Regions from separate parts of the Mus musculus genome. Here region 2 is linked to region 1. The links are chromatin contacts, found by POLR2A ChIA-PET in ENCODE. All regions are on one chromosome and are shown on one strand. The core of a region is the stretch at or near the end of the contact, and the rest is flanking DNA. Distances in the headings are between cores, read along the strand shown. Region 1 holds the start of Tent5b (terminal nucleotidyltransferase 5B). Region 2 holds the start of Nudc (nudC nuclear distribution protein).

What was found. ChIA-PET counts read pairs that join two places held with the same protein, here RNA polymerase II (POLR2A).
Region 2: POLR2A ChIA-PET joins it to region 1 with 23 read pairs in embryonic stem cell. The contact joins the promoter of Nudc here to the promoter of Tent5b in region 1. POLR2A ChIA-PET finds 5 or more read pairs at or near these places in 3 of 5 experiments (Patski and embryonic stem cell).

Annotation. Positions count from the first base shown.
Region 1 is chr4:133,477,416-133,484,441 of GRCm38, forward strand. Tent5b (terminal nucleotidyltransferase 5B) reads left to right here and starts at 2,718. Exons shown (of 2, transcript NM_175307.6): 1 at 2,718-3,148. The coding sequence starts at 2,885. It overlaps Gm13257 (a long non-coding RNA gene), which reads right to left. Exons shown (of 3, transcript XR_390815.4): 1 at 6,878-7,026; 2 at 5,628-5,746; 3 at 4,062-5,534.
Region 2 is chr4:133,542,156-133,549,181 of GRCm38, forward strand. Nudc (nudC nuclear distribution protein) reads right to left here and starts at 3,872. Exons shown (of 8, transcript NM_010948.3): 1 at 3,650-3,872. The coding sequence starts at 3,730.

The DNA of each region.
Region 1 (7,026 bases), core at 1,468-3,967:
TAAGAAGCTTGGGTCCAGACAGGCAAAGAGACTGCCTTCCATCACTGAGAATCATTATCATAGAGGGCAAGTTCCCTTTTAAAATCAGTTGGAGTCATAACCAAAATTGGGAATATGTTCAGGTTCCTGGCAAAGGTTCACCTGTATAATTTCAAAACCAGCCAGATGCACCCAGACTCAAGATGCACCCTGAGTGTATTCCCTTCATTCATGGATACTCTCAAAGCTGATTTTAATGGAAACAAAAGATCTTACTGGGCACATCTGCGCTCTCTCTCTCTCTCTCTCTCTCTCTCTCTCTCTCTCTCTCAGCTTCCTACATCCCCAAGTCAACCCTAGCCCCATTGGGCAAACATGGACGGCATTAGCTTTGCTAATGGAAGCGTTGACAAAAGGCTGATTCACAGTACATGTGCTGGCTAATTGCTTGCCCTGCCCTAGACAGAAGGAAGGAGATAGAAAACGAGATTTGAATTTCCTTAGAAAACTTGATCAAGTCTATATGAAAGCCACTGTCCCAGCTTGTCCCTGAACGATTTTCAGCGTAGCTGGTCCACCTGGAATAAATCTCTCCTGTTTTCTAACCCCACTTTCTCTGTTTATACATTGAGAAGATAGACAGTAGATGCCAACAGCCCTCTTAGCTGAGCCTTTAGGCATGTGTGAGTATGTAGCCTGGTATCTCTCCAGCTGCCCTGGCTATTCCGGGACAAACACAGAGAGGACAGAAGGGGGCCTGGCAGAGTCACCTTGACAAGAAACTGCCCTGGTCAAGCATCCAAGGTCTCTCCTCCCTGGTTCAGTTATTCCTTCCCATAGTCCAACTCCATTTTTCTCTTACCATCCAAAATGTCTTGTTTACATCACTATTGTCTTTCTACAGTCGAAAGTTCTAGAAGAACTAGGATCTCGCCTGACCCATCTCACAGTTCAGCACCTCGTACCTAGTAGATTCCCTGTGAACATATGTTGACTAAAGAATGAATAAACAAATGGATGGGTGTTGTGGGTAGTGCCAGGGCTGTGCCAAATGTGACCCTGTGACCTGTGCCAACTTCTAAGAGGAGGGGTTGACAACAGAGTCAGGAGACATGAATTCAAGCCCTATACTGCCAATTAGTGGTTGTATGATTTTGGGCACTCACGACCTCTGGAGCCTTGGTTTCTTAATCTGCATATCTAGAAAAATGATCTCACCTGCTGAGGCATATTCTCAGGAATGAGTAGTTACATATGTAACATGACTTAGTGCATAGTAGAGGTTTAAGAGAAGGTAAGTTTCCTTCTCCCCTCCCCCACGTCTCCTGGAGGCTCAGAGGGAGAATGTGTCAGGGGCTATGCTGTGGCTTTGTGGTGGCTTGTGTTGGTTTGGGGGCTTGGGGATTAGACCCAGGATCTTGCACTAGGCAAGCATTCCGAGCCACTGAGCCAAATCCATGTGCAGGAGAGTATTATGCCTGGACCTCAAACGCTTTCATCAGTAGCCTCGGGGATCTAGAGTTCAGAGACAACTCAGTCAAAGATCTCATTTTTATTTCCCTCGTTTTGTGGCACCAGAGGTTGAAGCCTGGGTCTCCGGCACACTAGGCGAGCAATTGGTCAGCGCTTTATATCTCCAGCCTGTTGATGTTGTTGTTGACAGGGTCTCACTGTATATCCCCGGCTGACCCAGAACTCAACAGGCAGACAAGGATAACTGAACGTCTTATCCTCCTGCCCACACCACTGGAATGCTGGGGTTACACATCTGGTGGAACACACGGGGCCTCCTCCAGGGGTTTTTAGAGTGGCCTGAGGCTGGGGCCGGCTTTCAGAAAGAAGAAATGTGTGTTCTGGTTTGAGGCAGGTCAAGCTGTGCCCTGACAGAAACTGGGGTATAGTAGCTGTTTCTAAGTCCTGGATTCTTCTTCCCTGTCTTTTAATCCTTAGTCTGCCTTTTAGGAAAATGGAAGGCTACAGAATTTGCTATATTATTATTACGAGAATGACAAGAAAAAAATACTGCGGCGATGAACAGGGCGATTCGATTTCGATTCTCCCTCCTGCCCATGACACATATATTTAAAATCTGAAAAGGAGGAGGGGATAAGATTCAAAAGTAGCAATAAGCCTCGGCCTCTATGATCTGTAGAGAGAAAGAGAAAAAAAATAGTAATATCCATCCCAGAAAAACCCTGGGTGGGCCCAGATGGAGCAAAGAGCTACATAGATCTTTAAACCTCCATCAGGACCATAACTGACACTCACATGCTACATGATGATGGGTAATAACGCCCTCTCTCTAAGCAGATTTCACCTCACCTAAGATGGAACAGGTACGCCAGGCATGCGGTAATTCGAAGGGCCAATCAAAGGAATAAATTAGAAAGCGGCCGGGCCGCCTTGTCAACACGGCAACATTACTCTACACAGACCTCCCTCGACTTCTGCCGCTGGAGGGCGCTGTCCCTCTAAGTCCCGGCAGGCTCGGGCCAATCGCAAGCAGCAGCTTCTTTAAAGACCAAAGGAGGGAATTCGGTCCGAGAGAGGGGGCGGGGAAGGGGCGTGCCTTTCAGCCAATCAGAAACTCCTGAGAGCCAGCGATTCCCTTGCAAAACTGTGTTGGCCCGTGATAGGGGGAGGGACAAGAGGAGGGCATCTCCTGCTGTGTGACAGCTGTGCTGACCAATGGGCGTGCGGCCCGCGGCCTATAAGTGTCAGCTGGGCCCGAGCCGCCTGGCTCTAAGATCTGTTAGTCCTCCCTGCCGTCGGGGGTGTTCCCTGGGTTTGCCTCGCCGCCGCCGGGTCCCCGCACCCCGCCTTGGCCCGTGCACAGCCACTCTCCCTGCCCTCCTCGCCTTCACCATTCCCGGGTTTCTGCCGTCCAGGCACCGGGGCCGGGTGAATGATGCCGTCGGAGAGTGGAGCTGAGAGCCTGGAGCAGCCAGCTGCGCAGGTGGGGACCGGTGCAGCCTCGGCAGTGGCCACGGCTGGGGCGGCCGGCGGCGGCCCGGACCCGGAGGCCTCCTCGGCCTCCCTGGGACGGCACCAGAGTCGGCTGAGCTGGCCACAGGTGAAGCGGCTGGACGCGCTGCTGAAAGAGCCGATCCCCATTCACGGACGAGGCAACTTCCCCACGCTGAGCGTGCAGCCCCAGCAGATCGTGCAGGTGAGGGGGACCCTGGCAGGGTCGGGGGTGGGGTGGTGCTCTGCTGCAAGGTACCTGGAGTCTATGACTGGCCGGGAAGCTAGGGAAACTAAGAAACAGGAACCCGACTACTAGTTCAGCTCTTCCTGCACCCTGCTGAGCTTGCCTGCTTGCCGTTCTGGGGACCTCTTATTCCCTTGGGAACCACTCACCAAGACCCTGGCTGGGAAATGGGGTGGAGATGGAGGAGGCACTAGATGGGACATCGCCCTGGCAGTCGCCAGTGAGGAGGGTGTGTACCTGGTTCCAGAATAGCTTTTCTTCTTCTACCTCACATCCTTGGACCTCCTGCACCCTCAGGGTTCTAGGGCACTCTGCCCTTGTGTTCCCACAACCCTTAGCTCAAGAAGCCTTGGCTAGGTGAAACAGCCCAGAAATTCCTGGGAAAGCTCCCAACCTCCCACGTGTTGCGGCCAGACCGGAGACCTCACCCCTTTGAAGATAGCATCAAATTTCCATTTTAGGGGTTCCTTCTCCCTTAAGGCTAGAATGAAGGCCGGCCCAAGGTTCAGACCCCAAAACACTATCTCCCTCCTGAGGATCAGATTCTGGCAGCTGCCCCCCTCCCCCATCAAACTACAGCTCTTTTAACCTAACCCTGCAAGACCCCAAACTTGCTCTTTCTGCATACAGCCCGAGCACTGTGGAATTCTGAAATACCAGAGGATGCCCGTTCTTATACCCCATTCTAACTGAGGCCTCGGGTGGGAGGGTGAGCTACCTACCAAAGGCTATCCAGTGAGGTGGAGGTCAGGTTCAGGGAGGGAGTCCTGGAGCTCCCCAGGAACAGATGGTATCTGATCAACAGTTCCTCTCCCCCCCCATCCCCATCCCACCCCACTCCCCAGATTCCCAAACTCAACATCTAGTCCTGAAGTCCCTGTATAATGAAACCCAGAAAAGTTAGCTAGTGCTAGTTCCTGTGTGTTCCTGTCAATCATGGTCTTTCCACACAAGCCAGGTAAAGCTGGGCTTTATCATTCCCCACCCCCTTACTACAGCCTTCCACAGAGAGGGAGGGTGGCTGTTGGGGGACGGTCAGTCTTGCCCTCCCTCCCTAGGAACGGGGAATGAGGTGGAGGGTGTGGGGATGGATTCTCGAGGGCTGACTCACTGGCTGTCCCAGTGGGGCTGGCTATGGCATTCCATGCTCCCCTGACGTTGCCTGGATTATTAGTAAATGGCTTCAGCTTGTTTTGTTTTGAGATTAGGGTCCTCCTATGTTTTGTCCAGGCACCTATGAAACTCAAATGATCCTCCTGCCCCCAGCTTCCTCTGTAGCTGGGACTACAGGTGTGTCGCTACCCTTATGCTGGTTTTTCTCTGGAAGGAAACCCCCAGAATTCCAGGCAGGATGGGAAGGAAATGGGGGCACTCAGAGTGACTAGGCCTCTCTGCAGGGACAGGTATCCGAACTTGAGCAGGAATGTGACTGGGTACCCACCTCGGTCCCCCAGTCATGTGAGGGGAGTGAGTCTGTGGGAGCCAATTGCACGGCACAGTCCTCCTGAGCTGGTCATCCCAGAACAGGGAGCTGTTAGCTGTGGAGTGGAGAGGTGGCAGAGGCCTCCTGTAAAGTCCATTGTTTCTTCCTTCTATTGGGCTCAGTGGCCCCATCTGTCCAATGGATGTGGGTTTGACTACTCAGCAGTATCCTTTCTGGTTCCAGACTCCCAAGGGACCATGCGCCTTCACCTGCCTATGCAGCCAATCTGTCTTCTGGTGGGGATCCGCAGCTGACGGCTCTTAAAGCTGTTGGGATGTGGGGGGGGGGAGCTGCAGGAGGGAGATATGGGGGAGAGGAAGGAGCCTGCTAGGGCTTCTCACAAGTGCTAAGTTGTCTCTGCTGTCAAGAATGGAAGCCTTCTGCCTCTGCGCCCAACAAGGTCTTCCCTCCAGCCAACAGTCTGAGCAGCTAGGAAAACAGATCCTTGCTTGTGGTGCCTGGTTAAAGAGACCCACTTTCTTACAGGAGCCCCCTTTGCCATTGCTCTGGAGACCAGGTCTGAGTTCAATTCAGCCAGTTCCTGACTTTGTGACCTTGAGTGAGTCACTTGCTTTCTTTCTCTGGGCCCAGAGAATTGAACTGAACGATCCGATCTCTCCAGCTGCAGCCAGAGGGCTTGCTCTTGCAAGCTTTGCATAGTCTTCAGTCTTCCTAAGATCTCAGCAGAAACCCTGGGCAGAGCAGTTTGGGGAATTGGGCGCCTCAGCAAGGAAGAAAGGGGGGGTACAGTCCCTGTTCTGCAGTGGCTGGAAAGTCTGATTGGGGAGGCTGCAAACTGCCCTGCAGTCCTTGGGTGTGGCAGTATCTGGGGACCGCCTGTCAAACTGGCTGTAGTCACACCTGGGAAAGAGACAACAGCCAATGGTTGGGTGACACAGCTGGCCCCATGGCCCTGACGCAGGGGATTTAATGAGAGAGTTGCTACCTACTTACCAGGCCAGAAGCCATGCCCTGGGGTGGGCATCAGCTGAGGAACAGGAGTTGGCACTAAGGCCCAGTCAGCTCACCTGGGACTGGGGGAGGGGATGGTCTGCACTTTTCTCATTGGTTACCTGGGACAGTTGCCAAGATGTGCCATGAAAGATCCATTTGACAACTGCAGTAACTTCCCAGCCCCCACCTTCCCACCACTAACTGCTCTGGGACTCAGAGATTTGAGGTTCATTCTCACTTTGAAAAAAAAAAAAGTATGGTGTTGCCCCTGCAATTCCATCCTTAGGGGATGGAGGTAGGGGGTTGGAAGTTCAAAGTCAACCTCAACTATTCTGAGGCCAACTTGGGCCACTGAGACTCTGTCTCAAAACAATTTTTATGTAAGATAGATAGATAGATAGATAGATAGATAGATGATAGATAGATAGATAGATAGATAGATAGATAGATGATTGATAGATAGGTGATTGGTAGATGATTGCTAGATGATAGATAGATAGATAGATAGATAGATAGATAGATAGATAGATAGATGATTGATAGATGGCAGGTAGATAGAGAGATAGGTGATAGATGATTGATAGATGGCAGGTAGATAGAGAGATAGGTGATATAGATGATTGATAGATGGCAGGTAGATGATAGATAGATGGATGGATAGATAGATAGATAGGTAGATAGATAGATAGATAGATGGATGGATGGATGATTGATAGATAGATGACAGACATGGAGAAATTGGTTGACACACAGTTTTGCTATAATATCCCAGTTGGTATCCAACTCCCAGTAATCCTCCTGCCTCAGCCTCTCAAAGTGTTAGGATTTCAGACATTCTCCACCACACCCAGCTAAAGTGTTGAAAGGTCAGGAGGATTAGAACACAAATGGATCTAGTCTGCTGCTTCTGAAGCCTGGGCTTGAGTGTGGTAAGAGGGTAGGCTGTCCTGGGGGGTGGGGAGGCAACTGTAGAGAGTGGCTAAGGACCGGCTTGGAGTCAGTCTTACATGGGTTTGATCTTAAGGATGCCTCTTCACGCCTGTGAATCTAAGCTTCCCCATCTATACCGTGGGGATCGTGAAGACCATCCCTGTAGGTTCTCATTGGTTACTTCTGTTAGGTTTTGGTGCTGGGGGTGGAGTCCAGGGCCCTACACATGTTAAACATGTCCTCTGCAGCTCAGCCACACCCCAGTCCCCTCTCCCACCATGGATTCTGCTGAGGTCCTGCATCTGGTGCTTACTAAATACCTGACCGTGGTACTCCTCCCTTTCCCACACCATGTGCTGAACGTTCCTGTGGCCAGTCCTTTCCTTCCCACCCCCATTACCATGACAACTCCTTCCGGAAGTCTTCCTGGAGGGAGCCGCCCCGCCGCCTGCCGCCTCGCCTCGGATTG
Region 2 (7,026 bases), core at 2,622-5,121, 66 kb after region 1:
TCCCCAGGCAGAGTGCTTGCCCAGCACGCTGAAGCCAGGGTCTCCCAGCAACTCATAAAACCAAGTACAGTGGTGAACCTTTATGATCCTAGCACTCACAGGCAAGGGACTTGAGAGGCCAGCCTGGCACACAAGTGAATCCATCACATTGGAAGTAACAATCCACGCTAAAGGTTGAGTGGAGTGACCCTGTCTTCCAGGCAGGAGAGCTGAGGTGGGCTATGGCTGAGCAGGAGATATGCTCTGCTAGGGACTTGGCTGTAGATGTTCCTAACTTTCTAACACTGCAGGGCTTAATCCTCAGACCTTATTCGGATCAACTGTAACAACAGACACCTGCCCTCAGATTGGCGAGGTGACTGAGCCCTGATGAGCACTTCCTGCTCTCACAGAGCCCCTGGATTTAGTTCTGGGCACTTGAGATGGCTGCTCAGAGTCATCTGTAACTCCAGATCTGACAAGCTCATCTGGCCTCATGGTACCAGGAGCACACACAACACACTCACAGGTGAACATTCACCTGTAAGGTAAAAATAAGTAAATGTAAAATAAATAAAGAAAAAAGAAGCCCTTAAGAGGCACAGACAGACGGATGGACGGTTGCCTACAAAGGCCAGAGTAGGAGTCCCTGAAGCTGGAATTACATGGTGCTGGGAATCAAAGTCAGGGTCTTAGGGAAGAGGATGTGCTCTGAAGTTAGCCATCTCTCAGAGCACTGTTGCTTTCCAGACGGGATCTTACCATAAGGTCCAACCAGCCTCAAACTCCCAGAGGCGCACCTGCCTTTGCCTTCCAAGTGCTGGAATTCAAAGTGAGCAGTACTGCACGCCTAGAATTTTTCCAATGAGAATGATAACTGAGTGTGGCGGCACAGTGCTGAGGAGGCTGAGGCAGGAGGATCACAGGTTTACAGTCAGCCTCAGCTATGCAGTGGGACTTGTCTTGTTTCCCACAGAAATGCTGGTTTAGTTTTTTGTTTTTTGTTTTTGTTTTTTTGGTTTTTCGAGACAGGGTTTCTCTGTATATTCTGGGCTGTCCTGGAACTCACTTTGCAGACCAGGCTGGCCTCGAACTCAGAAATCCACCTGCCTCTGCCTCCTGAGTGCTGGGATTAAAAAAAAAAACAAGCAAGCAAAAAATACAACCAACAACCAAAACCACAAGACCTGTGAAAAGCAACTTAAGAGGGGAAAGGGTTTATTTTGACCTATAGTTTCAGGCTTGGCCCATCACAGTGGGAAAGACAAGGAGCAAAAGCGTAGGGAGCCGGGCGGTGGTGGCACACGCCTTTAATCCCAGCACTCAGGAGGCAGAGGAGGCGGATTTCTGAGTTCGAGGCCAGCCTGGTCTACAGAGTGAGTTCCAGGACAGCCAGGGCTATACAAAAAAACCAAGTCTCGAAAAACAACAAAAAAAAAAAAAGCAAAGCTTAGGGAGATGGTCACGTCACATCCACAGCAAGCAGGGAGCACTGAAAGAGTGTCTTGGCTCAAGTGTTTTATGACAGGCCCATGCTCAGTCGACTCCTGGGGAGAAGCCCAAGCTGGCGCAGGCCCCCAGTTAGCACGACGACTCTCACTTGCCCCAGCCCCAGCGAGAGGTTCTGAATCTGAGACAGCCATCCCTACCTCTAGACACTTTGAGTTCACAGAAACAAAGTGGATTCACTCCCAAACACTTTCACATTGTGTCAGTTTAGGAACACGCAGACAAGGTTCACATTTGCAGATTAGACAAGACTCCCCCGCTTCAAGGGTTTAGAAGCCCTCAGTTAACACAGGCACCTAGAGAAAAAGACTTCGAAGGTGTGGCAACCAGTTTTATGTGCCTTGACACAAGTTAAAGTCATCAGAGAGGAGGGAACTCCAATTAAGAAACTGCCTCCATTGGATCAGGCTGCGGGCAAGCCTCTAGAGCAGCTTCTTAAGGAGAGATGGATGGAACCCAGCCTATTGGGGGCGGTACCATCCCTGGGCTGATGGTCCTGGGTTCTAGAAAGGCGGAGCAAGCCAGTAAGCAATGCCCCTCTATGGCCTTTGCATCCGCTCCTGCCTCCAGCTCTGGCCCCCCACTACTTTTGATGATGAGCTGTTCTGTGAACCTGTGAGTAAGATAAAGCCTTTCCTCTCATCAAGCTGCTCTTCCTGCTTCATCACAGCAGTGGTCACTCTGACCAAGACAGAATGGAAAGCCATCCCCAGTGACGGGTGGCAGGAGCCCGTCTCCTCGGGGACTTGGGGGCCTGGCTTTGGGTAAACTTGTCACTCTCTGACCCTCAGGTGCTTACAGAATGTAATATCTGGGTTTTCTACCTCTACCAGCTCATCTGCTACACACCCACTGTGTGAACTAGGTCTGGCCATTTAACATCACCTATGGGTTATTTGGGGGTTATTATATTTGTGGGTCTTACTATATATCCCTGATTGGCTTAGAAGTTGCTATACAGACCAGGCTAACCTCTAACTTGTAGCAATTTTCCTGCCTCTTCCTCCCCAGTGCTAGGACTCCAGTCACGCACCATCTTATCCTGACCAGCAAGATGAATCACTGGGTAAAATTGACTGCCTCAAAATCCTAGCAACTCAACCCTAAAAACCCAGATACTGGTGGCAGGAATAAACTGGCCCCTTAAAACTGTCCTGTCACAAACACTACTACTACTACTAATAATAATAATAATAATAATAATAATAATAAATTTCTTTGGTTTTGTTTTTTTTCTGAGACAAGGCTTCTCCGTGTAGCCCAAGCTGTACTAGAACCCATTCTGTAGACTAGGCTGGCCTCAAATTCAAAGATCCACCTGCCTCTGGCTCCTGAGTGCTGGGATTAAAGCAACACCCGGCTCCAAATAATTTTTTAAAGCAAGAAACCCTCAACAAATTCCCCAAATGCAAAGCCTAGTCTCTTCCGTGTCTGCATCCCCAGGACCCAGTCTTATTATGTGTCTGGTACACGACAATGACAAGTACTTAGGTGCTAGGCAGGGTGGCCCATATCCAAGTTCCCGCACTCTGAAGACAGAGGAAGAATAACCCTGATTTGGAAGTCACTTGGTCTATATAGCAAGTTCTGCGTAAGCCAGGGATATAGAGCAAGACCCTGACTCAAGAAAAAAAAACAACAGGAACTGATATTCCTAAGCTTCACCTCACAGACGAGGTAACTGAGGATAAACCAGGAGGGAGCTTAACCTACAGGTCTCCGGCTCACTTCCTCAGTCAGTATACTTTCAAGTATAAAGAGACCACGTGCTAACCGCCCCCCCGGGCTCTCACTACCCTACACAGTATTGATAGGCAGGCTCCACTTTGGGTAAGATGCAGATCATATCGAGAAGAGTCGGCCCAGAGATGCTCTAAAGAGTAACCACCATTAGGGATGCTCTACACAGTAACCATTAAAATGAAAGCAGAAACACCCGTGGAGCGCAGAGTGGGTGCGGAAGCTCTGGGGTCACTCTGGGACAACGAAAACTGCTCTTGGGGGCTAAGTGCAGGGCGCTGACGGCGTTGGAGCGAGACTTCACTCGCGGGCTGGGCAGACCGGAAGCTGGGACGCGGGGACCCGGGGACCCGCGCGGCCGGGGTGGGGGAGGTCTCGGCCGACCGCGGAGAAGGGCTGCGGCGCGGGCCACGTCGTTTACCTCCTGCACGCCGCCCTCGTGCTGCTGCGCCATGGCCAGCAGCATGCCGTCGAAGCGCTCCTCCTCCTGCTCCCCTCCCATCGTGCTGCGCCCCGAGCTCCGCACTCGCGTTCTGCGATGCCCGCGCTCCCCACGGTTCGCGCGGGCCCAACGGCTCCCCTCGCTAGCCTTCCGCAGCGGAGCCGGAAACACGCAGGAGCCGCCCGGCCGTGCGGGTTCGCCCTTCCCGGCTTTCTTCCCGCCTCCCCGCCCATCGGTGCCCATTGAGCTCCCGGAACACAACCCGCTTCTCTGGCCATTGGCTAAGCCGAGGAGCAAATCAACAGTCGCGGTCCCAAGGCAGTGGGCGGGGCTCGCTGCCGCAGAGTTTGGCTTGAGTTGCTATGGTCACCAGATACCTGGGAGCTTTCTAGAAAGCTCTGAGCTCACATCTTAATAGGGCTGGAAGTTTTGATCAAGTGATACTGTTAGCCTTCTCCTCCTACAAGCCGCAGTTAAGACTCAGGAAGAAAGCACTCACCAAAGGGTCAACCTACTAGACGTTTAAGAAAAGAGCACAAAACTGTAGTTTGAGTAGAACAGTTTTACAAACTGTTTGCACTAGGATTAATGCTCTTTCATTACTGTCTGAAAATCCTTAGTTTTTCTGTTTTTTTGTTTGTTTGTTTTGTCGTTGCTGTTGACGGCAGAGGTGATGGCTTGTTTTGTTTTGTTGAGACATGCCCCGTGTATCCAAGGCAAAGACAAACTTGTGTTCCTGGCCTGCCTGCCTTCACTTCCAAGCACTGAGATTGCATGCAGGCTTGTATAGCCTGAAGATTCCCCACCGCCGGCGCGTACATTTATTTATTACTTTGTAAACCTGAGAGTGCTATACTGTTACAAGATTATTACATTAACTTTTCCAGAGAGCCTGGCTATCTCACACCTTGGAATAGGAACTCTTAAGGGTTGAACGTCACTCCCAAAGAGCAGGTTCCTTCTATCAGATTGAGGTCTCTGAGAGCTGGTCTGGGTCATCTCCATGTTAGAAGCTGTGCTGATTAATTTTATATCAACTTGACATTAGAGTCAGCAGAGAGGAGGGTGCCACAATTGAGAAAATGCATCCTTAAGATCCTTCTGTAGGCAAACCTGTAGGGTGTTTTCTTAATTAGTGATTGATGGAGAAGGTCAGCCCACAGTGGGTGGGGCTATCTGTGGGCTAGTGGTCTTGAGTTCTATAAGGAAGCAACACCTTCTATGATCTCTGCATCAGCTCCTGCCTCCAGGTTCCTACCCTGTTTGAGTTTCTATTCTTACTTTCTTCAAAGATGGACTAATATGTGGAAATGTAAGCCAAATAAACCTTTTTCTCCCCAATCTGTTTTTGGTCATAGTATTTCATCACAGCAAAAGAAACCCTAGTACAAGCCAGGCAGTGGTGGCAGGTGCCTTTAATCCCAGCACTTGGGAGGCAGAGACAGGTGGATTTCTGAGTTCGAGGCCAGCCTGGTCTACAGAGTGAGTTCCAGGACAGCCAGGGCTATACAGAGAAACCCTGTCTCAAAAAAAAAGAAAAGAAAAAAGAAAAGAAGGAGGAGGAGAAGAAAAAGAAAAGAAAAGAAAAAAGAAGAGAAGAGAAGAGAAGAGAGAGAAGAGAAGAGAAGAGAAGAGAAGAGAAGAGAAGAGAAGAGAAGAGAAGAGAAGAGAAGAGAAGAGAAGAGAAGAGAAGAGAAGAGAAGAGAAGAGAAGAGAAGAGAAGAGAAGAGAAGAGAAGAGAAGAGAAGAGAAGAGAAGAGAAGAGAAGAGAAGAGAAACCCTAATACAGAAGGCCTGGACTTCTCTGAGCAAATGGCTTGCTTTCAGACTCTGGGCTATAGTAATCCTAGTCCTAGCCTTCTCTCACTCTTCAGGTATCTTTTCCCTCAGTTTTCTCTTCCTGAATAGGATTGACAGCAACAACCATGATGTCAGTCTGTCCTCAGGAAGGGCCCGAGTGCGCCAAGGGCGTTACATCCTCAAACACCACTTTGACCCTGCAGACAATAAGGAAAAGCACTGTCAAAGTAGAGTTTCTGTCAAGCTTAAAAAATAAGAAACTTAGCCAGGCAGTAGTGGCACATGCCTTTAATCCCAACACTCTGGAGGCAGAGGCAGGTAGATCTGAGTTCAAGACCAGCCTGGTCTACAGAGTGAGTTCAAGAACAGCTAGTTCTACACAGAGAAACCTTGTCTCTAAAAATAAAATAAAATAAAAATGTTTTTATTCAATTTTTAAATTTTTTTTTTTTGGTTTTTTGAGACAGGGTTTCTCTGTATAGCCTTGGCTGTCCTGGAACTCACTCTGTAGACCAGGCTGGCCTCGAACTCAGAAATCTGCCTGCCTCTGCCTCCCGAGTGCTGGGATTAAAGGCATGGGCCACCACGCCCGGCTTTAAAACAAATTTTAAATTTTATTTTATGTATATAAGTTTTGCCTGCACGGATGCCTGTGCATCGTATATGTGTGGTGCCTGCAGAGGCCAGAAGAGAGCACAGGATCCCCTGGGACTGGAGTTACATATAGATGGTTGTGAGCTGCTGTGTGGGTGCTGAGAACCGAACCCTGGTCCTCTGCAAAAGTATAAAGTACTGCAACTGCTGAGCCCTCTCTTCAGCCCCCACATTCACCCCTGACCTACATACACTAAAGAAACGAGAGGCTAACCACCAATTCCCATGCAAGGCAATGGGGTTTTGTCCCTTGTGTATTTACATCTTCCATCTCCCAGAAATATGGTTTCCAGTATTCTCTCTAACCCTCCACACTCGGGTTGAGCACAGAACCCAGGGTCTTGCACATGGTAGGGCAAGCTTTCTCCACTAACTACACTCCTGCCTCACAATCAGACCAGAGGAATGGCTGAGTCTAGGTATTGGAACTATGGCTGTCCTGTTATAGCAAAAAAAACAAAAAACAAAAAAGCATTTCACAGAATAATGTGGCAGATCAGAAGGACATAGACACCAGCTTGACTGGGCTCTTAGCTGCCAGATTGGTGACAACAAGGTCATCTGATCACCAGTGCAGATAAGAGTAACACTTTGTAAGCTACTCTATAGGATGCAGTAAATTCAAAGCCTTATAAATGCAGACACTGGGCCACTGAGATGGCTCAGCAAGTAGAGGCACCCGTTATCAAGTCTGACGATGCAAGTTTAATCCCCAGGTGGAAAAAGAGCATCAGCTCTCAGAAGTTAGCCTCTGATGTCTGAATGCACACCACTATAAATATCCTTTTTTATATAATTATTGTTTTTTTAGACAGAATCTAACTATATAGCCCTGAGTGGCTTGAAACTCACTATATACACTAGGCTGGCCTTTTTTTTTTTCAAGATTTATTTATTTTATT